Linked DNA regions of Homo sapiens: all the other regions are linked to region 3. A link is a loop called in an ENCODE intact Hi-C map of the cell type or tissue named here. Cell type or tissue: natural killer cell. All regions are shown on one strand. Links, peaks and the distances in the headings refer to the core of each region. The heading gives the core; the rest is flanking DNA. Region 1 overlaps QTMAN (queuosine-tRNA mannosyltransferase). Region 2 overlaps QTMAN (queuosine-tRNA mannosyltransferase). Region 3 overlaps QTMAN (queuosine-tRNA mannosyltransferase).

Region 1 (11,275 bases), core at 1,838-9,837, 140 kb before region 3:
TTGCCTGGTAAAAACGAGAGTTAGAGAAACTCGTTACTTTCCCATAAAACTTCTTTGATTATTTAAATTATTACGGCTAGCATTTTGAGTATGTGAGTTAAAAAATAGGAATACTTACATATAGTCAAGTCTTTCAGATTACCCTCAACTAGAATTGAGTCCCTGAGATAAAATAAAAACCTCCTTGATTGAGGTCACTTAGACAGCAAGAGTACTTGTGTAATTTCTGAGTGAAACAATTCTCTCATCTGCAGATGAAATGGGATATTCCTTTACTGACAGTAGAGTAGAAGGAGCATAAACCTGGGTTTTTCTACTGCCTAACACTGAAAAGTGGCCAAACTTTGCACAAATAACTTAATCTCTCAGTATATTTCCACATGTTAATTGAAAATAATTATGCTTTGCTTGCTCAATTGTTTTGAAAATATTCACTGCCACTTTCTATGCAGGCTAAAACATTGAATGCCAACCCTCCAGATATTTTCATGTTCAACCTTGATTTCCTAATGTGATTTAGATATATTTTTCAACACCGAGTGCATGATACAATTAAGCCCAATGTTCCTAAAAGTAGCCAATAGTAGAAACATGAACCATCCTTCACTCTGTGCATTTAGGAGCACAGAGGAAACTGGTTCTGAACGTCTTCATAAGTTGGGACTATGATACCGGGCTCACCTCAAAGGTGAAGTAGTCCTGATGCAAACAGAAAGGCCTAAGATCCACTAGACAAGAGTTGCCTACAAAACTCAAGAAGTATAGTTAGGTCACAGCTACTTAGTTTTCCACATTTATTGAAAGGGCTAAATTTTAATAAATAAGGGTCTCAGTGCTGTTTCTGCAACTTGCATACAGGTTTCCTGGATAAAACTCCTAAGATGGACTTAGTACTTAAGTTTCCTGTGAAGAAGGTCTTTGTTTCTACCAAGTTCTTAAGAATAATTTTAAAGCAAGAAGAATAATGTCATATGGAATTTTGTAGTTTGTTGTTGTAAAGGTGTATCCCTATGTTTCTTTGGGAAAATAATTTCTTTTACTGTTCTCATTCACAAGAACTGTAACATTCCCAGTGTTTGGCTAGTGGAGCATGAAGTTAGGAACATTACTCAGTAGATGTATTCCAATGAAGATGAAAACATACAGTGGAACAAACAGAAAAAACAGGTAATCTTAAGGCCACAGATAAATGACCATACCTAAGTCAGAATTCCTTAAGGGAAGCCAAAAATGCACTGAACGCTCACTGTTTGTTTCATTTTTTCTTTACTTTTTTTTTCCTCTTCAGTTAAAAGATACGCAATTTGATTGATGGTATTTTTTCCACATTGGTGACATTTTAAATGGAAACCAAGATTTTTTGGGAGTGGTTGTAATAGCTCGATGAAATCTTTCACATGTGCCAAAATGTTTCATTAATGTAAGTCAGCCAAATAATCTTCTTGCTTTGTAAAAATATTTCTCCTTTAAAAAATGCTTTCTGAACTGTTAAAAAAAATTAGAGTATTCAGAGTTTAGCTACCAATATATGTGTATTATACTTACTAACACTTTTTCCCTATTTCCTCAAACAGTAAAGATGGTATTTTTGATGAAGCTAAATAGGAAGTTCTCAAAATTTTTGTGTCAAATAATTACAATTTTAAATCCAATAATTTTAAGTTTGATCAAGTTGATGTGTTTCACATTTTTAAAAAACTGCTTGTACCTTTGATAAGGGCCAGGTGGCTGCTGCCTTTAAGTTTGTTGTATTTAGGTCCCATTGGCCAATGACTAGTATGGATTCTCTTTTAGTCCGTATATTGGTTTTCCTAGTTAAAGTGAGGAGGTAGTTCATGTATGAAGTGTTTGATCAGTGATAGCAAATGTATGATAAAGTAGAAAAATTGTCTTTCATTCAACAGAAAATAACATATTTATCATTAAAACAGAAAACTATAGTGATGTACTGGAGGTGACAAATGGGGGAACTTAAACTAAATTAAAGGGAAATTTCCATAACAGATTCACTAGTAATACTGATTTAATAACCATTTCCTGTCATGAGCTATATTTATCATATACCACCTCTCTGACATGACATTGTATTTAATGTTTTTGAGACCCATGTTTTAATCAGATTAAACTCAAGGAAACAGATAGGTATCTGTTTGGCTCTAAGCTTTAGCTTCTGTTTCTTATTTAGTCACAAGACTATTACTGCTGGAATCTTTATAAACACATTTGCTGGGACTGCAACAGGAGTCCAGCTTATGTTGTGAAGTCAGAAAAATATGTGCCAGTGGTTTTCATGATCTATGCACACAGTGCATTACAGAATTATTTAATAAATTAAAGACAACTAATGCAAAATGTGTTCCTTTCCCCCACGGGATTAAGCATCTAAAAATACAATTTAGTTTTAGATTCAAATACTAGTTTTTTAGGAACTAAGTAACCAAGAAAAATGTTCAAAGAAAAGTTGGTACAATATTATTCATTATTCAAATGTATTTACATAAAACTAAGATCACTAATAAGCTCAATGTTCTTAAAACTAATTTAACTGGTAAGAAATAATAATTTTAATAACTTGGCCAGGCATGGTGTCTCATGCCTGTAATCTCAGCACTTTGAAATACTGAGGTGTGTGAATCACTTTGAGCCCAGGAGTTCGAGAACCTGGGCAACATGGTGAAACTTCATCTCCGCTAAAAATACAAAAATGAGCTGGGTGTGGTGGTGCATGCCTGTAGTGTCAGCTTCTTGGGAGGCTGAGGAAGGAGGATCAGTTGAGCCCGGGAGATGGAGGCCGCAGTGAGCTTAGATCATGCCACTGCACTCTAGCCTGGGCAACAGAGTGACACCCTATCTCAAAAATAAAAATCAATCAATAAATAAAAAATAACTTATGTGACAGTTATGACATTACATTATTTAAAATGCAACATTCTAATAGCATTAGTGAACATATCCAATTAAACACATGAAGAGCTCTGTGGGTCAAATATGCCCTCCTTCAAATTCAGACTCTGAAAAAAGCGCTCTGTGGCCCAAGATCTCCCATGGCAGATAAGCTAGCAACAACCCAAAAGTGCCAAACTTAGCATTATGTAAGGGTTAAGTCATACATTAAAATTCAATAAATGTTAAAAGTGGAAACTAGGAAATAAAAGAGAATAAAAAAAAAGTAAAAACTGGCCTTTAACATTTCAGTCCACAGCACAATGAAAAATATTCTCAGACTTAAATTGACTACATGGTACATTCAACATGCAAAACCATTTTAGTGTAGATATAATAATACATAGTTTTTTAATCCATATAAATTGTCTACCTTTTCTTAAAATAGATAATTATAGAACAATTTCCTCAGTAGGTATGTGTGACTTAAAAGCTTCCTCTTTAGAATACCTTAGAAGTGGACGGGCATTGTGGCTCAAGCCTGTAATCCCAGCACTTTGGGAGGCCGAAGTGTGTGGATCATCTGAGGTCAAGAGTACAAGACCAGCCTGGCCAACATGGTGAAACTCTGTCTCTACTAAAAATACAAAAGAAATTAGTCAGGCATGGCGGTGCACATCTGTAATCCCACCTACTTGGGAGGCTGAGGCAGGAGAATCACTTGAACCAGGGAGGCGGAGTTTGCAGTGAGCCAAGATCGCACCATTGCACTCCAGGCTGGACAACACAGTGAGACTCCGTCTCAAAAAAAAAAAAAAAAAAAAAGGAATACCTTAAAAGTGCTGCAGGGCATGCCTGATAGGCACTGATTAGTTAGTAGGCTGTAATCAGGTGAACTAGTACTAAAGACTATTGAGTAGCATCCACAGCAAGTTATCAGGTACATTATATATATATATTATATATATAATATATATATTATATATATAATATATATATATTATATATATATTTTATATATAATATATATATATTATATATATATTTTATATATATATATATTATATATATATATAAAATATGAGAAAAGAGAATATTCTTCAATTGTCCATACATAAGAACAGGAAATATTTGAAACAATTATTAAGCAATACTTTAAAAGATTTCTATAGAAGGTTTTCTTGTAAGCATTATAATATCATATCTGAGTCTAAGAAGCCTAAGAAAAATTAGTCCCTCTTATTAGTGAGATTCATTTTAATATTTCTGAGTTTAGATATAGTTTCAGCCTACACTCTTTTTGGTTAATATTGATACAATATTTTATTAACAATTTAGAGGTTGGGTTTCAGGTGAGCAGAATAAATACACTATGTTTATAAGCATAAGATATACTTTTAAACCAACTTTTAAAATTTCACTGGATCTTTCAACATTTGTTTGAAATCCTTACAAGATATTCATCTATTTGTGGCATCATATAGGTCTGTCTCCCCATCTGTCTATGTTTTTCATGAAGACTAGTATCTGGTACATGTTTTTTTTCCTTCTCCACTTTAGTAGCTATTCATTGGCCCACTACTATGCCATTTCTGTAATACTTGTCCAACAGTTTTCATCAATCATTTTTTAATAAAATACAAGCTTTCTTTTACAGGACAAGGGGACATGTAATCAATGTATTTAATTTAATTCTGACTAAATTTCATTCTATATGGCTAGAAATTTAATGTCATCAAAATCTATTATTGTCACAATAAATAATCACATTAAAGCATCATACTAAAATCTATAGGGCTGAATTTTTTAAGAGCAACATATACACGGTTATTCATCTAGCCTTTTAGTCTTATCTTCCCAAATGTAACTTTCTTACATTACATGGCCAGATTTGTTAAGGAATTCACATCCTGCATGTGCGGACATCTTGAAGAATCCTTTTTTAACAGGATATCCTAACAACACCTCCCCACCCCCAACCAACTTGGTAGCCTGACTCTAGCACACACTCATCTGGTTTGACTAAAATCATTGCATTACTTGGCAGTGGTTTCCTCATACGTGGCGCTTAGAGCTCATTGAAGCTCAAACAGTACAGGAAATGCAAATCATGCAAACCACCCTCATGATGGCTACGTACAGTGGCGTGATTGAGCGGCAATACGCACGGCTCGTGGGCTGACCACATGAAAGGAGACATTTAAAGACCAGATGAGCAAAAGCTGGGATAAGTTAGAGAGTATGTGTGAGCTTCAAAGCTGGGAGAATAGCATCCTTATTTAAAATAGGAGTTTTTTATTATTTTTTTTTATTAATAACACCTGCCTAAGTTCTTTACACTGAGGGAAGTACATGGAGGTAGAGCAAGTCAAACATGCACTATACTGAATATAAGTGGGCCAATCCTTCTTTTTTTAATAGCCAGGTATGGCAGAAGAGTGGAATACTTTCCATCTATTTTTTTCACAAGATTTTCTACAAGTGTTAACAATTATGAGAAATATTTTCTTTTAGAGAGCTTAAAAGAAAGATAATCTAGCAAATGCTACAATATTTGCTCATAATTCCTTAAGTGTCAGTTTCATTGCCACGTTAATAAAATTAGTTCCTCCAACAAAAAAATAAGGAGCTATAATGCTTAGGAATTCTTCAACAAAAGGCTTAGAAACAATATGGAATTTTCTATTAAAAGAATATTTGAACACGGTTAATACAGTAATGAGAGTGGAAAAATGGCTATAGGAAGTATTTCTTTTCCTTTTTGGAAATGATTTTTTTTAGATGCTTCCAATTTACTACCAATTACAGAAGGGACTAAATATAATAAATTAACCAAAAAAATCATTCAATTTTATGTTTCCTTAGCACTTAAAATTATTTTCCAAAGCCCTTTAAGTATCTGTTATTTCATTTGCATACAGGGATGAGGGCATCAGGAATTCTATTAAAGCACTGGCTCCCTATATAGGTATAACTCCATATACCTATATAGTTAGAAGCTTAAATAAGTAAATTTTAAAAATAAGAGTTTAAATAAAGGAGGGAAAAGTCTAATGCTCTAGATGAGGAATCAGAAAACCTAACCGTAAATAGCTATATGATACGGGACTTACCACTCTGAAACTTAGCTTTTTCAACTGTAAAAAAGGTGCTATTACCAAACTCTTACCATCTTTCCTGACCACTTCTTAATTTGAAAGATCAAATGATACGGTATGTGAGAAAATTACACAGTGCTATACAAACAGAAAAAATATTGCACTATTTATGAGGCACTCACATTGTGCCAGCCACTATGTCAGGCTCCAAAAATATATTATCTCATTTGGATTAACTTCACCTTCACAATAATACTGTAAGGTAGGTATTATTAGTCCCATTTTAAAAGACAAGAAAACTGAAGCTCAGAAAAGTTAAGCAATTTCTCCAAAACCTTATAGCTACTAAATGGCAACACTGAGGGTAACTACATTAGGCCATACAAGGATCTGTTCTCCTATGTTTCACAGTCATCTACTGTGGGTCTGCATAACTCTTAGTTAGTTATGATTTTAACAGCAACTCAATGCTACCCTCTAAGAAGTAGATTTCAGTAATGCAGAGGTTCTCTAACGTTCCATTGGACGCACCAGCTGGAAAGCTGATGCACTTGTTATTTTGAATTGGCCCATATTAATTCATCAACGTCTACTTCTTCCTTAATTTATCCTAAATATAGGCAAAGATTACCATGTTTGATAACCAGAAAGAGTACTAGTAACCATAATCTTCTTTGAAGTCTCGAGAGCTACTGCCTTGAAATTTTAAACAAGGGCTGGTTAAGAATTTCTGACGAGATGCAACAGGACTTTCTGAGTGACAACTGTCTTCCTTTCCAAGCCAAGGAAGGCAATTGGATGTACAGCCACTAGCAAGCAGGAGTTAGCTGTTTTCTGTTTTGTTTTTAGATAGCTTGTAAAAGTCTGTAGGAGAAAAGAAGTTAGATTATTTTTAAACAAAATAAAACAAAAATCAATGAGCAGAAATTGCTTAAATTTGTCAAAAAGGAAAGCTATAGACATAGGAAAGATAGTTTGTAGAAAAGATTATAAAGTCGTACACAAATGGCAGGCAGGCAATGTATGTTTGCCTGTATAATAACAGAGCAACTGGCAAATGAAGAAAAGTCAGTGCAGAAGCTACCCAACAGGATGATTCAGATCAGTTGAGACATGGTATTCATTTACAGCTAGACAGTCCATCAGGTAACTGAAGCCAGGACAATGCCCAGAAGAGTATGGGTCAATATATCTACTAGGAATACTGAGTTTCTCCTTCTGCCTTCATCTCTTGAAAGATATCAAGGATCCTATTAGAGGTACACACCTTAATCCATCTATAGGAAGTCTGAGGTAGGAATATTATGCTACAATCTGAAGGTCAGAGATTTGAAAGCCATTAGTTACATCATGCCCTGTTTTATAAGAGAAACAGATATAAAAATCAGGCACTGAAGAGCCACAAGTTCAAAGATTTCAGAGATTATGTTGTAGAGGGTGGAAGTCCCTCCCTGTAAATTAGATTTGCATTCTGAGGAGGAAGTAATAATGTAGACTGGAAATAAATATGCAAACTAATGGGTTTTTTAAAATTTGAAATTTCCAGGTAAGACAAAACTAATACATAGATGTATGTGGGTTTTATTTTCGTTTTGTTTTGGATAAGAGTTCATTCCTCTTCAAATTCTCCATGACAATTCTCAACAGTCCCACTGTCACACTTTCTAGCTGAAAAACAAAGCAGAATCTGCTTGATGATTGAGCCTGTTTCTATTTGCCTTCAGTGGTAAGAGAAAAATATTATTAATTTAGTCATCCTTTACTTTTGTGTTTAAATTATTTCAAATTCTTTCAGTATTTATTTTCAAACCTGTTATTGATTTTCTTCAGTGTCCTCTAGGTAATATCAAATTTGCCACATTAGGTTCATGTTATAGAATTCAATACCAAACACTCAAAATCCACCCAGAAATGTCATCACCTAACTCTCCTTTTCAGTAACTCACTTAACCTCTCAAGACCTCCCTTTCCTCAGCTGCAAAATGACAGCAGTTTGATTAGAATAACTCTAAAGCCATAACTGTGTTAATATTTGTCATGTCATCTTAGTGTCAGGTATTAATATCTTAAGATGCTTAATCTTAATAAGAAAAAACAAAGTGACATCACAGAAAATATTATATAATAGCAGACAAATAACACCTTATTCATACTACTCTGTGGACAATCATCTACGTGATTATTGTCAAGTCACTGATACCACTTTGTGGTTGTCTTGTCTGTTTTTTGTTGCTGTAACAGAATACCTGAGACTGAATAATTTTTAAAGAACAGAAGTTTATTTAGCTCATGGTTCTGCAAGCTAGAAAATATAAGGGCATGGCCCTGGCTTCTGGTGACATAACATGGCTGAGGTCAAAGAAGAATCAGACACGAGTGAAGAAATAAAACCGAAGAAGCATCCTGGCCTTTTAACAACCTGCTCTTTCCAAAACTAATTCATTTCCACAGGAACTAATCCAGTCTTGCGAGAGCCAGAACTCACTTACTCCAATATGGCACCAAGCTACTCATGAGCCATCCAGCCCCATGACCTAAACACCTCCCACTGAGGCCCACTTTCCACGCTACCACATTGGGGATCTAATTTCAACATGAGTTTTGATGGGTACAAACTCAAACCCTAACAATTGCCTTATTGACAAACTGAAGATAAAATATCTTACAGCGTCTTCTGGTTTCAGAATTAATGACTATTTTACAGCTTATTATTTATACATGATGATACCAGACAGAGTCCTTTATTTAACGGTAACAACAAAAACTGAAGGCACAGAAAATGACAGGCATATTACACTGAATTCTGGGATGATGATGATGTAGTGGGTTGAAATGTATCCCCCAAAAAGATACATGCAAGTCCTAACCCATAGTACCTGTGAATGTGACCCCATTCAAAATGTCTGTGCTGATTTAATCAAATTTAGATGAGGTCATGCTAGATTAGTGTGGGCCCTAAATCCAATGATGTTTTTCCTTATAAAAAAGGACACACACACACAGAGGAAGGTCATGTGACAACAGAGGTAGAGACTGGAGTGATGCAGCTTACAAGCCAAAAAGAATGTCAAGGATTTGGAGGAGCCACAAGAAGCCAGAAAGAGGCAAGGAAGGATTCATCCCTAGAGCCTCAGAGGGAGTGTGGCCCTGCTGGCCCTGATATTGGACTTCTGGCCTCAGAACTGTGAGAGAATAAATTCTGGTGTTACAGCACCCTTAGGAAACTAATACAGATGGTCAAATCAGTGCAAGAAGAGATAGCCAGGCAAATAAAAAAATTATTAGAAGAACTCCAAGAAATATGTTCTCTTAGTGAAACTAAAAGACAAGTAGCACCAATTTTTTTTTTTAATTTAAGCTTTCACAACATTGAAAAGTAGTGCCTTTGAACGGGATAAAACACAGACTACATCTTAACCATCTACCACTAATTTCCCCTTTGAAAATAGAGAAACCAACTGACTTTTGAACATATCAGTTTCTTTTCCTAAAAAGTGAGATTTAACAAACTAATCAGCCATGCAAGAGTGCAAAGAAAATTAATGACATTATGCTGAGTCCTTTTGCAATCGGATGGATGGATGGATGGATGGATGGATGGATGGATGGATGGACTGATGGAAGGATGGATGGATGGATGGGTGATGGACATTTTAGTGATAGGTAAGGCATGGATAGGGATTGAGAATTATAAAACTTTCTGACACTTCAAAAAAATAATTATATCTTGTCTCTGTCGCACCTAGAGACCAAAGCATGATCAACTATCTCAAAAATAAATTTCATCTGAATATTTAAATCCCTCAAATAATGAGAAAAATAAGTATAAAATAGCATTCTTTTAAAAATATTTTTAGCTCTGATTAAAAAATAATGAAAATTACTAATATAAAACAACAATCTGTCCAATTAGTGTTTTCTTTAATTAGCAAGAACATTTAACCTCTTCAATAAGCTTCTATGTGGACAAAATGTTTCATACTACTATAATTATCCCTTCAAAGTAGCAAAACAAGAGGAAAGGAAATAGCCGGCAAGTAAAACAAAACAAACAGAATTATTAGTTATATTTATACTTACAATCTACAACTGGTGAAGGTAAAATGAAACAGATAATACTATTATTTGTACTAGGCCCAGACTGTACACTTTAGACAATATTCTCAACCTTGGATGCACATTAGAAAGACCTGCAGGGTACATATATGTGTGTATGCATACATATATGCATTTTGAGACAAGGTCTGGATATGTTGCCCAGGCTGGTCTAGACTCCTGAGCTCAAGCAATCCCCTAGTCTGAGCCTCCCAAGTAACTGGGATTACAAGTGTGCACCACTGTGCCCCACTTATGCAGAGTATTTAAATATAAATACTGATGCCCAAGGCCCTCCTGCAGGGCAGGGCTATCCCCTAAGGCAGTACACAGGGTTTGCTCTGTGCCATTCAGTGGCCACCATTCACTCAATACAGTGCAATCTGTAAGATGGAAGAATAACAACTAAGTGACTACAGAGCATTAAAGATATTGAGCCACTAAAAGAACACTGATTAATAATTTCTCAAATAAGCAGCACCATACTTCAGCTCTGGGCAATTGGTCGCTTTTATTGAGCAACCGTTGCCTACAGGACATTATAAGTATGTTCTGTTCCCTGGGAGACTGCCTTCTCTTTTCTTTTTCTTTTTTTTTTCTCTGAGACAGAGTTTCACTCTGTCACCGAGGCTGCTGGAGTCCAGCGGTGCGATCTCGGCTCCCTGCAACCTCCGCCTCCCGGGTTCAAGCAATTCTCCCGCCTCAGCCTCCCAAGTAGCTGGGATTACAGGCACTCGCCACCAGGTCTGGCTAATTTTTTTGTATTTTTAGTAGAGATGGGGTTTCACCATGTTGGCCATGCTGGTCATGAACTCCTGACCTCAGGTGATCCACCCAACTCAGCCTCCCAAAGTGCTGGGATTACAGGTGTGAGCCACCATGCCTGGCCACCTTCTCTTTTCTTCACTGCATAATAGGGTCTTATTATTCATTTAGTATTTTATAGTAAATGTATTTTAACATTGGATATACTTCATAACATTAAGGAATTACTTGGGGTTTTATCAGGGTGGTAATGATATTACAATTATGTTTTATTTTTAAAGAAATTTTATCTTTTATTGGTATTCAATATAATATATAGAGCCATGAATGGAATGTCTAGAATTTGCTTCAATCTAATCTGGGGTGGAAAACAACTAGGCAGAGTTCTGATAAATCAAGATTGGCTATTTATTTACACTTGTTAAAAGGTAAAA
Region 2 (11,275 bases), core at 1,749-9,748, 110 kb before region 3:
TGTTTCTTATGGGTCTGGTTCACGAGTTATCTGCAAATTATCAGCCACTATGGAGGCAGTACATGTAGATGCTCCTATAGATTCAAGACGCTCAGTAGGCAGAACTGAACACTAAGCATGTGGGAGGCTGAAAAACAGAAAAGGGGAAAAAAAGATTATAGCTATAGTAGATTTCCACCCCTCTGACAGCTCAGTAAGAAGAGTGAAATGTACAGGTTTGAACTAGCATTTACGTGAGCATTTTTTCTGCTGGCCAATGGGTGTGCCTGCATTTGGGGTGTTTTTCTAGGGAAAATAACTATGTCCTACCATCTCTGAAAACTATACTTAGTGGCTTTGATTCACGGAAATTTGTTCTGCTTGTTTTGTGGAGACAGACATATCCTGGCAGTTCCCCCACTTACTTCTATTGCAACTTTTGCAGCAAGATGAAAATGCGTTCTTCCCTATGGTCTTCTTGAAGCACAATCTGGAAGAAAGATGATTCCTATTAGATACAAGTAAATGGGGAGAAGCTGGTATTTAAATATATGATTCAAACCAAATGGCATATAGCACATTAAAGAACAGTTCAAATACTTTGGCTGAGCTTGAGTTTTGTTTTAGAAAACTGCTTGAAACAAATAAGCATGAGGTTGAAAAAAGAAAAAGAAAAAAAAAACCACTTCACTGCTATGGTGGAATTTGCTAAAATATAAAGGGAATATACTAGTTGCCCATTTCAGCAATAGTCAAAGAAAGCTACAAGTGGTCACCTTGATACTACAGATGTTCAGAAGAAGCATGTAGGGTGAATACAGACATTTTTGCACCACTAGCAAAGGCTAATAAGGAGTGAGTACTTGGAAGCAGCAGTAATAGGGCCTCACTGTTGAAAGTGCTAACTCCAAACCAAGGACAGGGTTTCCTTTGTAGAAGGAGGCTGTGGTCAAGTGTTTGCTAGAAGATGGCAGAGAGCCAAATGTCTCCTATTGGTGCCTGAGTTTATGAACCTCTTAAAGCATTATCACAAGTACTACCAGAAACCTTAAATTATGAAACATTTAAACTGATCACGAATACCAGAATTAGGCTGGGTACGGTGGCTCACGCCTGTAATCCCAGCACGCTGGGAGGTTGAGGTAGGTGGATCACCTGAGGTCAGGAGTTCGAAACCAGATTGGCCAACACGGTGAAAGCCTGTCTCTATGAAAAATACAAAATTAGCCAGGCATGGTGAGGCATGCCCGTAATCCCAGCTACTTGGGAGGCTGAAGCAGGAGAATTGCTTGAACCTGGGAGGCAGAGGTTGCAGTGAGCCGAGATGACACCATTGCACTCCAGCCTGAGCAACAAGAGCAAAACTCCATCTCAAAACAACAACAAGAACAACAAAAACAACAACGAAAGAATACCCGAATTAGGGATGTGGCACTTTAAAAGGAAGAAACAACAAAAAACTTAGTTTGGAAAACAAATACCAAACAGAAAACCCATGTCCTTTCTGCATGGCGCTCAGAATAGTATTATATGACATTAAGAAAAGAGTAAATGGCCACTCCATGCTTGCTCCCTGAAAGAGCATATAAAATATTTCAGATAAATTTTAATCAATTTTTAAGTTTTTCTGCTTAAACAAGCTTCAGTTAAAGAAAAACTCACTTCTTCAGCACAATTTATTCCCCAATGACACCAGATGAATGAAAACCTACTATACTATTAAAGCTTTTTGAAAGTTTAATTCATTATCAATACTATGATTTAATGATACATGGTTAAATGCTAAACATCAAATTTGGCAATATAAAATAAGTCAAAGTGATAGCTGTGACATAGAAATTTCATACCACTTCAAATTCTATTTAAGATCACCAGAAGTCAAAATGATCTATTTAAAAATTGTCTACCTTTTCAAAAATGCATATTCATAATCGAAAGGGGATACAATGTGAAAATATCAATAGTATTTCATACAAACATTTTGACCAAAATGAAAAATCACCATTAGCATCATCCCAATTAAAAACTAATAATGCATTGATAAGATCACAGAGAACAAAAGTAGCCTGAAACCAACGCTATGAATATTTTTAAATTTTTATTAAAACTTTTTGTCACTGTACCTGCAATTATTTTAGACTTGACCCAATTTCTTTATTCCCTAAGCCATGATCATTTTCAAGGTGAACTACATTTTTGTCTACCTCCTTTAGCATTTAGAACTGCTGTGGTAGTTGAAATGTTTTTAACAGTATAGATATTAAAAATCTGCAATATGCCAGTGATTTACTGAAAAGTATATGCTAAATATTAAGTATATCATGTCAATTAAAAAAATAAATTTTAGTCACACTGAAACCTATAATTAGCTTTCATATATGACGTCAATTTAGTTACCTATAATATTCAAATCATTTTCCAACCAAACACCCAGTAATAATTTTAAATCAGAGGAATTGTTGTATTAATATATTCCATAGACACCTTTCTGTTATTAGTTAGTTGTAGGAAGGTATAGTTTCAGTGATGATGGTTTTAACGGTTTTGATCCCACACACATGAGAAATTGATTCCACAGGCTAATCCACATATGGCTTGATACCTTAAAACTTCAATCAATTGTTGAAAATATAGTTTTGATTTACCTATATGCAATATTTGGAAACTTAAGCTTGTTAAAGCAAAAAACAATGGGCTTAAACACTAAATGGTTTACTTTGGGGAAAGTGAAACTTGAGCGGTATTTCTCAGTAGGTCATCACAAGTTTACCTGGTATTTTCTTACTGACCCTTTCTCTTCCTTCCCTTCTGCACCTCCACCCACCAACACACCCAGGTTCTATATAAAAAGCAACCAACAACCCAGCAGAGTAAAATAGGGCAGGGGTGAGAAAAGTTAGTATTACCTTCCAGCCCACTCACTTATTTTAATGATTCATCACGGAAACCCCAAGTTGTTAAAATATACCTGAAATCTCATTAAATAGTAAAAATAAGCATGAAAAGATCTCTGCTTTAAAACATGTGACCAGTGATTCCCCTAACAGAATCTATTAAGAGTGTGAAGTAAAAATACATTTTGCTAAACAACTTTCCTCAAAGTAATGTACTACAATCAATTATCATATGGGAAAAAAGAGACAAGATAAATATATTCTACAAAAAAGTTATTTTTTTAAATTCTTCTATAAAAATCAGGCATAGCAAATTCATCTTAACCTCTAAAACCTGAATATAACCTCTAAAAACTGAAATATAATCTGGTATCAAATGCAAAGTAATAATTTTGCAGTCATAAAACTCTATGCACTGAAAATATTCTACATAAATTTAAACAAAGTTTGGCTAATAGAAATGAATCTGCTTCCGGAGCATTAGTCTGAACTGCAGATAACTAACACTTGATGGATACTGATCATTATTCCATTATTTGGTTAGGAGACATACAGTCTAATATTTATGTTGTAGTTGTGTACTACCATATGTACTTAAATAGCAACATTTCGCTTTAATTCTGGGTTCAAACTGACAAAGATGTGGTAAGCTAATAATGTATACCCCCCTCAATGCCATGGATATGCTAATCTCTTCCTCTGATTTTTGTGTCTTGTTGTAGAGACTAAGAACTGAGAATTCATGCATCGAAACCAAGATTTGGTAGGAAAACTCATACGCCATACTTTCTGTGAGAAAATTTAAAGCTATTTTCAAATGTGCTTTTCCAATTATATGAATTGCAATGATCTTTTAAATATATGCTCTTTGCAAAGTTAGCATCTTATATGTATTTGTGATAATTTAATTTTCCCTAAAAAACATTTCTTTTTTTGTTGGTTTGGAATTCAACTTTCTGCTTAAAAGTATCAGTCATGGCTGGGTGCACTGGCTCATGCCTGTAATCCTAGCACTTTGGGAGGCTGAGGTAGGAGAACTGCTTGAACCAAGGAGTTTGAAACCAGCCTGGGCTGTTGTGAGGCTCCATCTCTACAAAAAATTTTAAAAATTAGCTGAGTGTGGTAGTGTGTGCCTATAATGCTAGCTTCTCCAGAGGCTAAGGCAAGAGAATCACTTGAGCCCAGGAGTTTGAAGTTACAGTGAGCCATGATTGTGCTACTGTATTCCAGCCTGAGTGACAGAGTGAGGTCCTGTCTTTATTTTTTAAAAAAAAAAAAATATATATATATACACACACACACACACACACACACATATATATATATACACACACACACACATATATTAGTAACTTATTCCAGGACTTGAATTAGTAAAGTGTCTTGGTTAAAACTCCACAAGCATCAAATGCAAACTCAGCAAATAGTTACTGAGTACTTAGCATGTACTAAGCACGTCATGTACTTGTTTTCAAATATGCACAATTTCCACAAATAACTGGATAAGTATATATTAAAAGTTCAATATATTATTGTGAGGTTATATTCCACATTATATTAAAAAATTACAAGATTTTTCTTTCTGTGAGAAGCTGAGTGGTTTAATTCCACTGACAAAATATTAACCCTCTTTCAATTTTTTAATGCTATTAATTCCATGAATGATTTCAAACTATAAAAGCAGCAATGAATTCGTTCTACTGAATACTACAAATATTTTTAATTTGCCAACATTCACAAATGTGGCAGCATATTTATGAATCAATAGAAAGTTTTGCACTGGAATATCATCTCACCACTCATTTAAAGTATCGCATTGCCCTTTTAAGTAGGTCTCCATGCTACCATACAATCTTGTTCCCACCACACCATTCTCCTTAAGCTAATCACAAATAATCTTTCCAAAATGGAAATGTGACCATAAAATGACATGCTCAAAAACCTTAAATCACCTAAGGGTAAAATCCAAGGCCCAACACATGGCAATTAAGACTCATTTCCTGGCCCCTTCCTTTCTCTTCACTACAGCCACATTTGGCCTTCTCCCACTTCAATTCCTTTTCCCCAACTTCCCCAGACTCTACTTGGTAGCAATACCAAACACCCACACTCCCAGAGCTGTTTTAGACTCTTATAACTTCACACATTTATCTCACCTCCATCAGCCTTCTCTCTCTGTTCAACTAATGAACTTTTGTTAAAATTTCTGCTCATGAATCACCATTTCTATGAAGCCTTTCCCTGAACTCCTCCTAAATATGACTTCCTTTATACTCTGTATAGTAGAATTATACTTGTTTCACTGTAGTCACACGTTCTGCTTCTGCATGCAGCTGTGAAAATCTGAAAACTGGGAGCTATGCTATTATTTTCCTGAAAGTTGTCTCAGGACCTGACACACAGCAGACAAACTAGGTTTTTCTGGAGCTGAAGTGAAAATCAGGGGGACACAGGAAGTTGCTTTCTTCTGCCTTGAAAGTAACACTGGTTTCACTTAACACAGGTTCTCAGCAACAAGTGTCAGACAGCACTGTACTTGATACTAATGATTTCCTATTATTCCTGAAGTCTAAACTAAATCAAGCAGCAAGTATATCTGGACACATTTTATTATGTTCTCTTTCAAATACTGATTCTTTTTTATTGTTGACAGAAGCAGAATTTATGGGAAATAATAATTTTTTCCATATAGATATGTGTTTATTTTAACCTACCAATACAAGAGAAGTAACACCGATTAAAGAGATGGGAGAAACAGAATAAGCAATTGAATTCTAGGCCAAAGTGCATTTAATGGCCTAAGAGAATATTTGTAAATTTCATAAATTTTGAAAATCATCTGCAGTTTCTTATTCTGTTTGATCTATTATCATCCTAGTTTAATTTGAGAAGTGGAAGTAGGATAAGAAGCCAATTCCCTCACCATCAATCTAGAGAGCCCATTCCACATTTAGTAATTAGGCTTTTATTTAACAGAGAAGAAAAAAAGACATTTTTAAATACTTTCTGCCAACAATTATTCTTTTTATAAAAGTTTGACAAGATGAATAATGTATTTCCTTCTCAAAGATGGCTTTTCTCCAGAAGTCTTCCACCTTCTTGAAATGGGCTGTAAACCAGCTCAGTGGGAGAAAACTGGGCTCCCTGACCCATTCGGATACGAATGCCCAAGCAGAGAAGTCAAGGTGTGTTCAGAATAATAGGTGCAAGGAGTGCTGATACCATTGTTGAACCACTTTTCTTTTACAGAATACAAAATATAAAGAATATCGGCATCATAGAGTAAGTGACAGCAAGACTAAAATCCAGGTCTTCCAACTCCATATTCACATGGCATCCCATTATACTTCACTGCAGGCACAGGATACAATATAAGTTAAAAAAAACCCTCCATTTTCTAGTCTTTGAGTTTTAGGATTAAATAAAAATGTTTAATAATTATTAATATTTAAATGATATATATATAACACGGTATATGTTTTATATGCTTGTGGAATATAAATGTCACTATAAATTAATATATTAATTGCATACAATATTTAATAATGCCTCCTCACTTGTAAAACCAAGACATCAATAATATAAGTAACTGAATATCATATAGTGAAATACTTCAATTTTTTTGTTAGAATCTCTTGGGATTCCTCCCAGAGTCCAACATAATCATAACTCCTCTGAAGATATAACCCTTATTCTTTACCCCTCAGCACTGGACAGTCACCTTTTTGATAGAATAATAGGTCTTAAGAACTAGGACTGGAGGGGGAAAAAAAAACAATACTGAAGATTCACATGCCAATAAAGGTTTGGAGTAGAAGGTGAAGAAGTCAGCCACGTAGCCGCATTCAGTCTAGCTCAAAAATTTACTACTGTTACCATCAAGCAAAGTCAAGGTTCTCTTGACAAAACAATCTGTAGTATTTCTGTGTACTTATCACACGTAGGATATATTTATACAAGTAATTATTTAATGTCAATATCTCCACTGGACATTAAGTTCCACGGAGACACTTGACTAGGTCTGTTTTGCTTACCATTGTTATCTCTAGCACTCAGCAAACAGAAAGTGTTCAATAAATGTGTGTTGAGTCAATGAACCGTAAAACCCTTTAGCAATGGCCGTGACGATTTCTTCCTAATTCATTCAAGAGTTGTACTATTATCAGACATAAAAAATTACTTCTTCCTATCACTCATTACTATTTACTCTCATAGGCAGAATTTTATGTACAGATTGTATTACCATGTAAATATAATAGGTGGCATCTAATTCTATTTAAAATTTCACCCCTCAATCTAAGGAAAATTGTCTGCCCTGCTGAGGGATTTAGAAACTATGTTCCATGCCATGGCAAAGCATCTTCCCCAACCTGACTGGAGTCTACAAGAATGTTTAATTCAAAAATAATCATGTCTATGACCTGGAAGGAGTCCACTGGCTTAATCATTACACTGGCATTTTTTATTGGACAGAAACATTATCTTGCTACCCTACACTGGCTTCTATGCCAACATTTAACTCAGACTGAGTTTGTGCAGGGTAATTATAAATATACACACCAAATGAGTTTAAAATAAGATGACTAACATATTCTTAACTATACTGATTAAGAATACTCAAACATGTTTTAATAACTTAATCCATATTAACTACAAAAGTTATTGAGAAGTTTCCCTCCCCAAGTGGGAGACACATTTTCAGTTAATTTTGAAACAGAAATAGCAGTGTTACTCTAACATACAAATATTCTCAACGTCCTATTTGAAGTACAGTAACACAAGCAAACATGGGTGGCATTCCCTTGATGAGATGAAATAAATGTCACTGAGTATAAGGTACTGGATTTAGACTGGATTTAGTCACTTCTAATGAAAAATGAAAAGGCCATAATCTCACAATTCAATTTGATTTATCTATGAGGGAAAGTATCTAAAAAAAAAAAAAAAAAAAAAAGCAAAATCCTAGCATCTCAGGAGGTGAAAGAATATCAGGTAAACATTTGGGAGAAGAAAGAGGAATTTCCATAAGAGACTGAAGAACTAGAAATAGATATCCTTAAATGGATCAACCTTAGACACATTTGATGTTTTTAATATTCATTTTATATCAGTGAAAAATCACTTTGCAGTAACAGACCTTTTTTTTAATTCTTCTTCTTCTTTTGAGATGGAGTTTCACTCTTGTTGCCCAGGCTGGAGTGCAATGGCACCATCTCGGCTCACTGCAACCTCCACCTACTAGGTTCAAGTGATTCTGCTGCCTCACCCTCCCAAGTAGCTGGGATTGCAGGCACGCACCACCATGCTTGGCTAATTTTTGTGTTTTTAGTAGAGACGGGATTTCACCATGTTGGCCAGGCTGGTCTCGAACTCCTGACCTCAGGTGATCCACCCATCTCGGCCTCCCAAAGTGCTGGGATTACAGGCGTAAGCCACTGTGCCCGGCCTACAGTAACAGACTTTTTAAATAGTGTTAGGAAGTGTGAGGTGAAGCCAGTATTAGAAACTGTCCTTTAACATCCAAATCAACAAAACCATGTTTTAAAGCTGTATCAGACCAGGCACAATGGCTCATGCCTGTAATCCCAGCACTTTGGGAGGCCAAGGTAGGCGGATTGCTTGAGTCCAGGAGTTTGAGAGCAGCCTGGGCAACATAGCAAAACCCCCGTCTCTACAAAAATACAAATAATTAGCTGGGTGTGGTGGCACATGCCTGTTGTCCCAGCTACTTGGAAGGCTGAGGTAGGAGGATCTCTTGAGCCTGGGAGGTGGAGGTTGCAGTGAGCCGAAATCATGCCACTGCACTCCAGCCTGGGTGACAGAGTGAGACCCTGTCTCAGAAAAAATAAATTTACAATAAAATAAAAGCTGCATCAGTTAACATATTTATTGATACTGCTCTCATCTCCAACATTCTACATGAATACAGATAGGTATTCAAAGTATTCAGTAAAAGTACATTTTCTTCTATTTATTTTTTGAAGGAGTTCTTTTTCTAGTCACTATATATATTTTTAATAATCTTCTGATTTGCTAATAGTTTAAGACACGTGCTGACAGTTTACAAAGGCAACACCAGAAAAACTGGACAGAGTCTAGAGATCTTTAATGCTAAAGTTTAAAAAGCTCAGAAACCCAGTTTAGACCAGGGCTGAGTAAATCTGGGACTAATAGATGTGGTAATGAGAGCTGTATCACTATTTTTAAATATCACAAGAGGCATATTATTAGCTACCCACTATTATAAGAAAAAGAGTCAGTCTGTTAATAATAGATTGGGATTTTTTTTTAATCCTGAAGATATTTAGGATTGAAACTATTAAATAAAGAAAAGGTATACATAGACAACTGTGTATAATTTCTAGAAGGTCTACTATTGTCCAAAGTTTCTGCAGAGGAAGCACGGGCTTTCCCATATCAACAGCTTGAAGTTTCCTGACTGGAACAAGCACTGTGACTTTTATCTATTTAGTGGCCTTGCCTATCTCTTTATCAACTGGTTTTTCAAGGAGACATTCCAATGATACAAATATTTTGTCTAATGAAGCAGAGACCCTATAGCCAGAGTATTCCTTACAAACTACCCAAAGCTGCACACTGCATCCTCACCATCTCTTAAAGTAATTTCACACTTTGCAAACAGTGTTTTCAAACAGAGTAAAGTTACTTAGGAGTTAGTTAATTCCCCCTTGCATCTCTCTCCAGCACATATATACACCATATATGGGATCATTAGTCTGTCTACTGGATTAATCAGCATTCACAGTTAACAAACAGCCTGAATTATTTTAGAGAGAATTTATAACTCAAACTACTAAAACTAGGCATATAATATCCTCTATTTTCTATAATAGTTGTTGAATTGATCTTGATAGAATTGAAGTATCCTATTATCCTCTTGCATTACCCTTGTTCAATGTACCCACCTTGTTTCCAAACTTCACTTGCAAGAATTAAATTTAAAATATCAGATAAACCACATCATATTTTTTGGAGTAAATGCCTGCTGGGGTACAATGTGTTACCTCTCCCAGGAGTACTTGTATGTTACAAGAGAACAACAGGTGATAGTGAAATTTCAACCATCTGTACAGTAGATGCAAAGAATAGTTTGTGAATTAAAAAAGGACTGTTCTCATGTCTCCAAAATGTAGACTGAAAGCTGCTACCCAATCGACTAATACATATGGTTAGCTTTGCTTTAAAGTATTAGAATATTCTATCACTTTTCATCATAATACAAAAAGCTTGAAAACTATGCATATCTTTTGATTCAGCAATACCACTTTTAAGGATTAACCCTGGAAGTTACCAAAAATCTTTACTGCAGTCTTTCCCCCAATTAAAAACAATCAAAATATCCTACAAAAAGGGATCTCATGATTAAATGATTAATGATCAAAAAATATAATGAATATATATTGCCATGGGAAAATGTTTACACTATTGCATGACTGCATGAAATGAATATATAAAAACATATTATGAAATGAATATATCATAATACGAGAGAAAGAGTACATGCACACACGCAAACATAAATGATCATTTGAGGTAAAACTGGGAATCATTTTGTTTTCCTCTTTGTGCTTCATTTTATTCTTCAAGTTATCTTCATTGAATATGTTTCAACTTCAATTAAAAGAAGCTACAACATTTTTCTTAACTTTAGGGAAGGAGGCCAAATTGTTTGATATAACAAACTACTTCCCAATTACTGAAGGCGTCCTCCCTTCCAGGAGCTTGCAAGTGTTTTTCAAATTATTATAACTACTATTGCTATAAGGAAATTCATTTAAAAACTAATCGACAAGGGTTAAAACTAATAGTGCTATAGCGATTCAAAACAGCATCATTTAGTTTGCAAATACTGCTTGTTTAAGTAATATATGAACTAAAAGTAATTCTCAATCTTAAAATGTACTTGTTTATTAAATAGTTGTAAACTGATCAAAGTCTCTACTTACATATAAGGAATCTGAGGCTGTACTTTGACAGTATGTTAGAAACTAAAATAATTATTTTGGTACTTACAGTTTTGAAATGGAACATGAAGAAGTAAAATATAAACTCAAAGTTTTTTGTTTTTTTTTTGAGACGGAGTCTTGCTCTGTCACCCAGGCTGGAGTGCAGTGGCGTGATCTCGGCTCACTGCAAACTCCGCCTCCCGGGTTTACACCATTCTCCTGCCTCAGCCTCCCAAGTAGCTGGGACAACAGGCGCCCGCCACCACGCCCGGCTAATTTTTTGTATTTTTAGTAGAGACGAGGTTTCACCACGTCAGCCAGGATGGTCTCGATCTCCTGACCTCATGGTCCGCCTGCCTCGGCCTCCCAAAGTGCTGGGATTACAGGCATGAGCCACCACGCCCAACCTAAACTCAAAGTTTTAAACTTCAAGTA
Region 3 (11,275 bases), core at 1,746-9,745:
CTCTGACCAAAAACATGCAGTGGTGGCAGTGGCACACTGAAAAATTGAATAGTATATCCTTTGAATAAAGATTTCAAGGTAAGTCATGAAGGAAACTTTACTGTTTGTTGATGAACTGTATATGCTATATAAAAAGTAATCTATGGTTTATATCTAGGCTGTAGAGTTTTTGTTGAATGCTAAGATTTAAAAATGTTGAAGATTCACTGAGGGAAAAAAATGGGATTCAACATTGAGAGAATCCATGCACCTCATTTCCCAGCACTGCTTTCAAATACTCTATTACTGGTATAAATAGTATACCAAAAGTAAGGACTCTCAACCAAATAAAACATCAATTTGGTTCAGAGAATACTTTGATGTTCCAATTTCTTCTGATTCAATACTTCTAAAAAACAAAAATACATAGGTTTATTTTCAGTTCATACCTGCTTGCCAAATCATTTTAAGTGAATTTAATTTAGTTGATAGGTCTAAAAATATTAATTTATGAATTCAACTGTTCTATGGACACTAACACCATACAGTGTGACTCTTTACTATTGAAGAGTCCACTGAAAAGGATGTTTTCCTAGAAAATTCTGAGTATAATAGCTTTTTGCAAATAGAAACATTTTAAATACTCTAGATGAAGGCAAAATTTCAAGAATCCTCCAGGCAAACACTTCCACATGAAAATCATAGTCCTGAAATTAACCCTTTTAGTCAACAGATGTTTTTCTTTACTGTATTTCCCTTACAGTGAGATAACCCAATACTAAAAGGTGATAACTATATGAGTTTCATAGATATAAGATCTTTAAAGCTTGATTACCAAAGGAATTACATTATGGAATGATAATATAATACACATTCCCCAAGTAAAGCTCAAATTTACTTCAACCACACCAACCAATACCACCAAAATTTTTTTTCATTTATATATATATATATTTTTAGTCCTGAAGTCCTTGGAATCATAGTAGGGCTTGGTGCCATACTGGTGTCACACTCTGCCAGTCATCCAAAGAATATGCCACACTTCTTTTTCAACTCCTTTGTCTACCAGTGCATCACTGGACCCAGCAGGCGGCTCACCCAGACAATTTCAGTAACGGATTTTGGCTCTCTGTGCATAATAGATGGCAATCCTTAGGAAGTATCCAGTTTGTCTCATAGCTGAGAGATTTGAACCTGCTGCAGATGTCACATATAAATTCTTGGATGGATTTTTATCATCAGTGTCACCTATAAAATAAGACAGTGTCACCAACAGCATCGTCCTATAAAACATCTATTTCAGCACTGCTAAGCTTTCAGCATCATGACTGATAGTAATTTATTTGCCTGAAAAGGGTCAACAAACTATTGCCTGGGCACTAAAATCCGGCATGCAACCTGTTCTTGTATATCTATGATCTAAGAATGGGTTTATATTTGTAAATGGTTGAAAAACCAGATTTTTTAAGAAGACTAATATTTTGTGACATGTGAAGATTATATGAAGCTAAATTTCCACTTCCATAAATAAGGCTTTATTGGAACATGGCTATATTCTTTCATTTAGGTATGCTTCTACAGCTACTTTCAGGCTATAGTGGCCAACTTGAGTAGGTGCAACAGAGTCCATAGGGTCCATAAAGACTAAAATAGTTACTGCCTGGTCCTTCCAAGGAGAAGTTTGCAAACCCCTGGCCTAAATTATTTTTTTGGTGAGTAGGTAACATGATACCTAGTGTATGTCACATGAAGAACCTAAGTGGAAAGACTATAATGTTTCCCTGTCTTACTTCTATCCATTCAACTAACAAGTATTTGTTTGGCCAGACCTGTTACTACAATGCAGACAGCTCTAGTCACTTTGGTCTCCCTTTTGGCTCAGTTTTGCCTCAATCCAAGGGGTTAATATTGACTTTGGGCAGGAAGAGGACAAGGAGCTCACCTTCAGGTCAAATTCCAGTTCTCCAACTTTGGCCTGCTCCATGTCCCCAAACTCTCCTGGTTCTGAATTTCTGCTTTATATCAACCATTCTCTGTAATGGACTTCCTGTACTAGACATCAGTCTAGTCTGGCAGTATTTCCTGCCAAAGACATGTGGGCAAGGGGCTGAGTCACGGCATTCTTTGAACTATGCCAGCTGATCATCAGTTCTATGCCTGCTCTAACAGCCATCCTGCATGGTGGATTTGTTTTGGGCACCTTGTGAACAGTCTGCATATTCCAACACTCCTCTTGGCTTCCACTGTTCCTCCTGGTTATGATTGCCCCTGAAGTTCATCACTTTCATTTTACATTGAAACTTCTGGCCAAAGACTTGTTCAACATTCCCAACTGGCCTGTCTTTTTGTTATTTGAGTTCAGTTCATATAACAAGAGACCAAGAAAATTTTATCTATATAGATGGATTTCCCAACTTAGAAACACCCAACTTAAAACATCTCTTATGTTTTAGCATCTGCTCCAAAAGAGAATATATCACCCCCCACAACCAAGTAGTATCCAGAATATCCGTTTTTTCCCTCCAACACTGCTAGTTGGCCCAAAGTTTCTATACTTGCTTCATCTGAAAGCGTTACCTATCACCCACCACCCACGTGGGATGCCCAAGATATCTGTGTCTCTTGAGCATTGCTTCAAAACGCCTCTCTTGCTGTCACTAAAGCTTTAACAACCCTGTTTCTGTTGTGAGGGAAAAAGAAGAGTTTCCTGCCACTGCTGGACTGCAATGGAGGAATGTGTTTGGCTAGATTTCTAGAAGTCAAAAGTATAATTCCACACAAAAAGATGTTAATTAGTCCATAATGAGGCTGAAACACTCATACTATTAATGGCACTACAGAACCCATCTGTAATTCATATTACATTGTTGCAGATAGTTAATTCACAAACGCAGTCATAAATTGTAGATTGACGGTACTAGAAAATAGCTTTAAAAATGTCAGGACGGATTAGCGTATGGACTTCAAAGAAAATTGGTTTATTATTTGTTTATTTGATTAAGAGACAGAGTCTCACTCTGTCACCCAGGCTGAATACAGCAGCACAATCATAGCTCACTGCAGCCTCAAATTCCTGGGCTCAAGAAATCCTCCCACTTCAACCTCCCAAGTAGCTGGGACTACAGGTGTACACTACCACACCGGGCTAATTTTTTTTTTAAATTTTTTGTAGAGATGGGGTCTGGCTATGTTGACCAGGCTGGACTCGAATTCCTGGGCTTAAGCAATCCTCCTGCCTCTTCTGTAAAGTGAGAGTCACTACAACCCTGAAGTAATCTGCCATGGTGAACAGCTCCAAAACCACAGGTATACCTCACAACCAATAGAGTGGTATCAAGTGTGAACAGGCTGACAAGAATGACCATTAACTGTATCTCAATTTGGTATGGCAACCACATAGGTAGCATCCATTTTAAAAACAAAAACCTTCTTACCCTCTGAATATTTGGAAAATGTCACAGTAGTCCACTGATACATTCTTATAACCAGAAAAAGAAACTAGAGGCATGTTAAGTCCATATTCCAAAGGAATACCCAAATGATTAAAACTTCAGAACTTTGTTCATTTGATGAATCTGGCCTTCTTTCCTTAAAGAAAGAGTTTTCAATCTCTTTAGTCAGGACCACTTTGTGTTCTTAAAAATTAGTGAATACTCCCAAGAGCTTTTGTTTATGTGGCTTGTAATGATCAACATTCACCGTATTAGAAATTAAATGAGAAAAAGTTTAAGTATTTATCAATTTATTTTAAAAACTTAGTAAGATAACATATGTAATAAGACAATACATTTTAGGAAAACAAAATGTTTTCAAAACAGAAAAAAGCTTTCAAAAACAAAAAAGCTTTGTGTGAAAATTATGTTGTTATAAAAGCTTTGCAAATTTCTTTCATGCCTAGCTTAATAGAAAACAGCTGGATTCTCATATTGGTGTCTACATTCAATCTGTTGTGCTATGTTGTTTTGATTGAGCAACATGAAAAAAAAAATGGCCTCACACAAATATGTAGTGAAACGGAAGCACATGTATTAATAGCCCATTCAGATAATTGTAGATGTTCTTTTTTGATACTACACCAAAACTTGACAAGTAGGAGTTTCTTAAGGGTTAGTCGAAATATGGAATCTCATATATATGAACTCTTTGTATTCTGTTACTTGCTTTTTGAAAAGATCTTTCACCCATAATTTTGTAACACTGGTCCCTTTGAAAATATTGGCTCACTGAGTTATACAGATATTACAAATCTTGACACAATTCATCATATAATAGCAAAAACTCACATTCATAAAAATCACCACCCATCATCTCATCAGGAAAATCTTTTAAGTACTGGGAAGCTGACAATAGCACAGCAGGTAACACAAGCTTTCTAAAATTTTAATTTTCACTTGAAAGTTTGAATTTTATCATTGGCAACAAACTGTCAGTTGTTTTCCTTGAAGTGACAGGCTCACTTTGTTCATTTTCAAGAAAATGACTGCCAAATTTCTAAGTCTAAATAGTCACAGTTTGGTATTCATTCTTTCAAGTAAAAATGATGCTTCATGCAAAATTTGGCTAGTTTCACTAGCAACTCAAAAAGAAAAATCACATATGGATTTTTCCTCTAGACAGGCAATGTACTCTGGATATGCAGCAGAAATGCTTTTTGCACATTTCGTATCTCATCACAGCAAATATTAAAACAAAGTATGCTTAAGGGTCAAAATTTAATCAATTAGCAATTGTTATCACTTCTTCAAGGACATTCTTAAGTGAAAGTGGCTTTTTCTTTTTTTCTGTGAATGCACAGCTGTGAAGAATACCATGATTACTAGGTACAGTTGGGTCTTACTGCCATTTAATTTCTAGAATGCTTAGTTTCATCGATCATTGCTTTTACAACAGCAGGGCAAATGTCAAAGCAGTAGAAAAGGCAAAAAGTTAGCGTTACTATGATAATGGTTTTTACCTCATGGACACTCCTGAAAGGGTCTCAGTGATCCCTAGGGATTTGTACGCCACAATTTGTGAACTGTTATCTTAAGGAAACACTAAAAGCTATGAATAAGTCACCATCCCCAAATCCACAGTGAATATCCCCCATATAATAAATATACTAAATATGTGTATGAATTCTTGAACTCAAAAATTGGTCTAATTTGTTTATATAACAACAGCAATTAATATTTAGTGAGCACTTACATGTATTATCTCATTTAATCCTCACCCTAAACCTATTAGTTAGCTGTATACTTATGCTACAGATAAGGAAACCTGTGATGAAGAAAGGTGAAGTTACTTGTCCAAGGTCACAACAGCAACTATCAGTATTTATTGGGTTCAGGCATAACCAAGCATTTTGCATACCTTCCTCTTAAGTCTTCACAACCACCTTTTTATTGTCCTTATTACCCTTTATTGTTCTTTACATCTCTATTCTTTAAATCTTCATTAGTAGTTTTACAGACTAAAACTTTGAATCAAATAGGTAAAGTATCCTGCCCAAGGTTACCGAAGTGGAAAGTGATGAATCATCCAATACAAGTCTGTCTGACTACAGAATACAATACATACTCTGCCTTGCTATACCACGCAGGAGTGTATTATTTGTATATAAATAAACTGATAACTACAAGAGTCTTATACAGTTTTAAAGTCAATTGAGTAAGACCTCTATTTGGAAAGATTTTTACTAATTTGATTACCTCTGTCTTTAAATAGTACAAAACCTACTTCCTTTTAAAATGATATGCTCTAGATAGTTCATTAATTCACACCATTTGAATACGACAACAGATTAATACAACTAAGTTACTAAAAAAAAGATAACACTAAAAAAGACTAATCCCCCCCATCAGATAGGAGAAAACTGAAACTCGGAGCAGTTACTAACTCCCCGCAAAGGCTTGCTGCTCATAAATGGCCCAGAGTCAAAATCAATCTGGACTGACTGTGAAACCCAAAATCTGCAGTCACATTACCTGCATATATTTAAGAAGGCCTCAGGCAATGACCTAGGAATTGCTCACAAGGTCCGGACACAGAGCTTGCTGATATCATACCCACCTACCCAAGGTAATCAAGATATGAATCACCTTGTATCTTAAAGACCAAGAGGTGAAAAGGAAGCTGGTGCACACTGAAAATAAAGAGCCATGTTTTCAGGTGCTTTGAGTAAAGAAAAAAGTAAATTCACTTATAAGGTGTCAGTACACATCTCTGTGGCTGAGACATGCTTGCTTCCATTTAAAAAAAAAAAAAAAGCCTAGAAGACAAACGTCATCACACCTAACAGGCTCTCCACAGATTATACAATAGCTTTCAGATGCCAGGAGCCCAGGAATGCTGCAAACCTTAGTAATTTGCAGCAGATAATCATTCTCCTAAAACTCTAATCAATCCATAAAATTTTCATTTCAAGTTAGGATCTATAAAGGCTAGGCATCATGCCCCAACCCTTTGTTTCTATTTTAAGGGCCTACACTACAAGATAGCTGCTTAATATTTAAACCCAAAGGAGGACAGAGAAGGAATCACGGTTCATCTACCTCAATCCCATATCTTTTATAACCTGCTGTAACTCAACTTTTAGGAATTATAAACATCTTGAGATTGGACAGAGGAGTGTGGCTTTAATTTCAAACAACTTGTATTCTTAAGGAGTCACACACACTTTTGACAGGAAGGTGACAAAATGGAAGGCTGTGGTGTACCACCTAAAACAGCAGGCAGTGCAGGGGAGAGATGAGCAATTATACTCGTCACAGAATACCACACTCTGGATTCCTGTGTAGCAAAGAAAAAACAAAACTATAGAGCAACTTTGCCTCCCCCATCAATGATTCCTAACATGACCTAAAAGAATCACAATCTCGTAAGCAGCTAACAGATATATAGAAAAAGAAAAAAGGAAAAAAAAAAAATCAAGATTGAGGTCATGTACCTTGACATGCATCATTTACACCAAAGATTCCCCCACTTATCTGAATTAATTTCATGTACCTCATTTCATTCAGATAATTGAAGTTTTCCTTTTAGAGTTGTAAAGTGTTTACCTCAACATAATTAGTAAACTGTCCACTTAAAAATACCACTGCAAAAATTACCACCCCCTCGCCTCTACACATATACACACACTCCACTACCATTAAAAGTATAAGATTTTGGCCTTCATGAGAAACTTAATTCAAAAGTCCTCTTTAAAAAATTAGCACAAGAAATTTTACAAAAACAGTTGCAGTCATTGCATTTTTAATACGGAGTGTTTGCATTACTTGTTACAGACATGGTAATTTGGGTGTTCAATACATGACTACTGTTCTGAAACCAAATTAAAGGTTTAGACTACTAAAGAGTTTGATGACTTGCCTCAAAACAATAACTGGGATTGTATAGAGAACAAAATCAGAGGTCTGTCTTCTTTATGAGCAGGCATTTAAAGGCCTTTTAATGAGAATTTACTCTTTAGTATACAATTACTAATGAACAAAAATAGGGCCATTAAACTCACTTCTTCATAATAAAACTAATTGTAAGAAATATATACATATTAATCAAATTCATGAAAAACTGAAATCTCCAATGCCTTACAAGGCAACATAGTGAAAATTATATAACTTTTCTTCTTAATTAAATGTCCTGTCAGGTGACTGATGCCATTTTTTACATGGATATGCCTACAATTTAAAATACACAGACTCAGCCAGGAACGGTGGCTCACGCCTGTAATCCCAGCACTTTGGGAGGGTGAGGCGGGCGGATCATGAGGTCAGTAGATTGAGACCATCCTGGCTAACACGGTGAAACCCCGTCTCTACTAAAACTACAAAAAATAAGCCGGGCATGGTGGTGGGTGCCTGTAGTCCCAGCTACTCGGGAGGCTGAGGCAGGAGAATGGCGTGAACCCGGGAGGTGGAGCTTGCAGTGAGCCGAGATTGCGCCACTGCACTCCAGCCTGGGCAACAGAGTGAGACTCCATCTCAAAAAAAAAAAAAAAAAAAAACACAGACTCTCCAGTACTAACGATGGCAATGAAACGTCTAAGCTTCTTGAATTAATTTTAAACTTCTATATGAACACTGGCTTCCCACACTGATAACAGAACTTATTGTTGGGAGAAATTTATATCTAATCTATATGTATCACCTGCTATATGTACTGAGTGCTAAGGACACCTCCAGGGAACTGGACAGATTCAGTTCCAACCCTGGGGTACACATGATCTAGATGTAAAGACAGATAATGACCTTGCTTGAGGAATGTGTAATAGATACCTGTGATGTTATTTTATATATACCACACAGAGAGAGAGCAAGATGAGAGAGAGAGGAAGATTCCATGCATGGTTCCTGGCTCATAACTACCACAGCCCTTGATCCAGTCTTTTGCTACGACGTGGGTGTGTTAGGCCTCAGGGAAAGCCTCTGACCTTCTCCTGCCCCAAGACAGACACGCCCTGCCCCCAACCCACAGAGGATCCCATTCTATACCCTGGAGGAAGGAATGCTGTCATAAAGTTTTCACAAAAACCCAAAAGAACTGAGTTCAGAGAGCTTCCAGGTAACTGAACACATGGAGGTTCCTGGAGAGAGATGCACTCAGAGATCACATGGAAGGTCTGCACCCCTTCCCCCATACCCCACCCCACACGTCTCTTCATCTGTTTGCCTTTGCAATATCCATTATAATAAACAAGTAAATGTGTTTCCCTGAGTTCTGTCACTCCAGCAAATTAATAGAACCTAAACACGGGGTGGTGAGAACCCCAATACCTGAACAAATGAAAGCTCAAAACTAAGAGAAGAAAAAGGCAGAAAATTAAACACTTGAAAAATAACGAGCTACCATTGAACTGCATAAAAATCACCGATTTATGGGAGACATCCTTAAGTGTCTCCACTAAGAAAGCAAAGAATCCAACAGCTGGCTAGTCAGGAAAGGCGTTCTAACTCATGACTGGATGAATCCAGGGTGTCCTAGAGTCCCTCATGCAAATGAAAAGCTGACCCTCAAAAAAGTTCAAATTATAGCAGCCATGGAGCCTAGATCTCAGTATCTAAAGGGTCAATCTGGTGATGTGAGTCCAGAAAACAGTATCACAGGATCTTGGCTCTGCAAGACCCCAACCACCTACCTATGGATAAGAATAGGTCCCAGCCCCCTAAAGGTAGGGGAGATAGCAAGGAGAGGGAGATCAAGCTGTTAGGATGCCTAAACATGCTTAAGACAAGGTTCCAGTTCCACAAAGGACCTGGAATACAAAAATAAACCACCCAAGAAACATAAATTCTATGGACTATTTATAAGTTACTAAGAAAAGACTGTGGAATTGCTTCTCTGGTTATTTATTTATTTATTTATTTTGGAGATGGAGTCCCACTCTGTCACCCAGGCCGGCGTGCAGTGGTGCCATCTCGGCTCACTGCAACCTCCACCGCCCAGGTTCAAGCCATTCTCCTGCCTCAGCCTCCGAGTAGCTGGGAATGCAGGCACGTGCCACCATGCCCGGTTAATTTTTGTATTTTTAGTAGAGATGGGGTTTCACCATGTTGGCCATGTTGGTCTCGAACTCCTTACCTCAGGTGATCCACCAGTCTTGGCCTCCCAAAGTGCTGAGATTACAAGCATGAGCCACCACATCTGGCTCTGGTTATTTTTTAAACACTCAAAAAAAATTATCGTCTGTTTAAATGACTTGTGTGATCCTACACAGCATAGGGGAAAAGCACTAGATATTCTTACTAATTGTCTGATTCTATATCCTAACTCCATCTATAACTATTTTGAAATATTCTAGATGCCTCACACACACTTAGTTAAGGTGTTTGTCATTATTTCAAAACTCCTTATGAGAAAAGTGCTTTAAAAATGAAAATCTTGCAGGCAAACTGAGTACATCCAAAGGATATAGTGAGACAGCATACCTTTGTGAGCAATGGATGCTCAGGGCACCAGAATAATTCCAGATCCTTCCCGTTGTAGGTGACAGAGGTCTTAAAATATCTTCGGTCTGAATAGAAGAAACTGATCTGGCAGTGAGTAGGCCAGGCAGACTAGGACTGACATCAGAACCAGCAATTACAGATGTGAGCTGATTTGCTTCCTATAAATTAAACACCATCCTACTCTACCGTACAACTGCTTTCAGTAATATTAGTAGAAAGAAAAAAAAAGAAAGTAGTTCAAAGACGTCCCTATGAAAGCTATTACCTCTATGACTCTACATGTTCAACTAGGAATCAGCCTATGGAATTGGCTCTGCATCTGCTCAGCCCAAATTTTACTCCGGAGATTCAAAGAATGGAGTGTTGGTTTGTACTTCCAAGAGAAATACTTGAAAATTTTCCTCAGTTTTTTTTTAAAAAATAACCAGGCAGGGCACAGAGGCTCACGTTTATAATCCCAACACTTTGGGAAGCCAAGGCGGGCGATCGAGACCAGCTTGGCCAACATGGTGAAACCCCATCAGTACTAAAAACACAAAAAATATTACCTAGGCATGGTGGCGCATTCCTGTAATCCCAGCTACTCAGGAGGCTGAGGCAGGAAACCACTTGAACCAGAGAGGCGGAGGCTGCAGTGAGCTGCTATCACACCATTGCAATCCAGCCCGGGTGACAGAGTGTGACTCTGCCTCAAAAAAAAATAAAAATAAAAAACATGCTATTATTCTGATATTAAAAAAAAAAGAAGAGGTAAGAATATAAGTAAAAGAATACACAGTGTTCTTCATGTAATACCAACAAGAAGCATAACATATCAAATACAACCTAAAACTATTTAAAATATCATTTGGGACAATTTGCCAAGGTAGTCCAAACTCTGAAGTAAAGTTACGTTCCTTATAAAGGTCTATATGCTGAAAAACATATCCTTATAAAATAAAACCAAAATTGTAAAACGTGGCCTATGGTAACAGTCAGAGGGTCACTCAATTCAGGTTGTCACACTTTGCTCTCATGGAAACATTGTATTATTTTAGCTCACCTAAGGTGTTCTATTACTAAAATAATGTTCTTTCCCAATATCAGAGTGACTAACATAAGTTACAGAACAAAATTAGCAGTGTGAAGTTTCTTCTCCCAATTTTTCTAAAGTATCTGACACCTGCTACCTCTTTCAATATTGGAATTCAACCTAACAGCGTACCTGGTTCAACACAAAAAAGGAACTGAGTTAGTTCAAGTTTACTATATCATGATTCAGGACTTCCAGGCACTCTGCTACCTTCAAAAATTAGATTAAGCCCAACAAGATCATAAGCATTTAAAGAGTACCCACTACACATGATAACAGGTATACACAGATGAGT

What was found. Hi-C counts contacts between places; a loop is a spot of excess contacts. Peaks named below come from ENCODE experiments on the same cell type or tissue, not always from the same donor. Only the 100,000 strongest peaks of a DNase experiment are listed, where the experiment ranks them.
Region 1: it touches region 3 in a loop (7-fold over the local background); 10 of 110 quality-filtered maps call a loop at or near these places.
Region 2: it touches region 3 in a loop (2.2-fold over the local background); 2 of 110 quality-filtered maps call a loop at or near these places.

What each region holds. Positions count from the first base shown.
Region 1 is chr2:144,178,957-144,190,231 of GRCh38, forward strand. All of the region lies in intron 4 of QTMAN (queuosine-tRNA mannosyltransferase), which reads right to left. Among named protein-coding and RNA genes, the nearest start is that of QTMAN, 150 kb to the right of the region's middle. In natural killer cell, for the core only: no CTCF peak of the experiment used is centred there; a DNase peak (open chromatin) is centred at 4,995; H3K4me3 peaks cover 526 bases; H3K27ac peaks cover 1,147 bases.
Region 2 is chr2:144,211,111-144,222,385 of GRCh38, forward strand. QTMAN (queuosine-tRNA mannosyltransferase) reads right to left here. Exons shown (of 12, transcript NM_001376312.2): 3 at 405-469. Among named protein-coding and RNA genes, the nearest start is that of QTMAN, 120 kb to the right of the region's middle. In natural killer cell, for the core only: no CTCF peak of the experiment used is centred there; a DNase peak (open chromatin) is centred at 5,351; H3K27ac peaks cover 853 bases.
Region 3 is chr2:144,318,642-144,329,916 of GRCh38, forward strand. The region is part of intron 1 of QTMAN (queuosine-tRNA mannosyltransferase); the gene reads right to left. Among named protein-coding and RNA genes, the nearest start is that of QTMAN, 8.2 kb to the right of the region's middle. RefSeq lists a silencer at 5,412-5,461. In natural killer cell, for the core only: no CTCF peak of the experiment used is centred there; DNase peaks (open chromatin) are centred at 2,090, 5,480, 6,250 and 6,690; H3K27ac peaks cover 2,158 bases.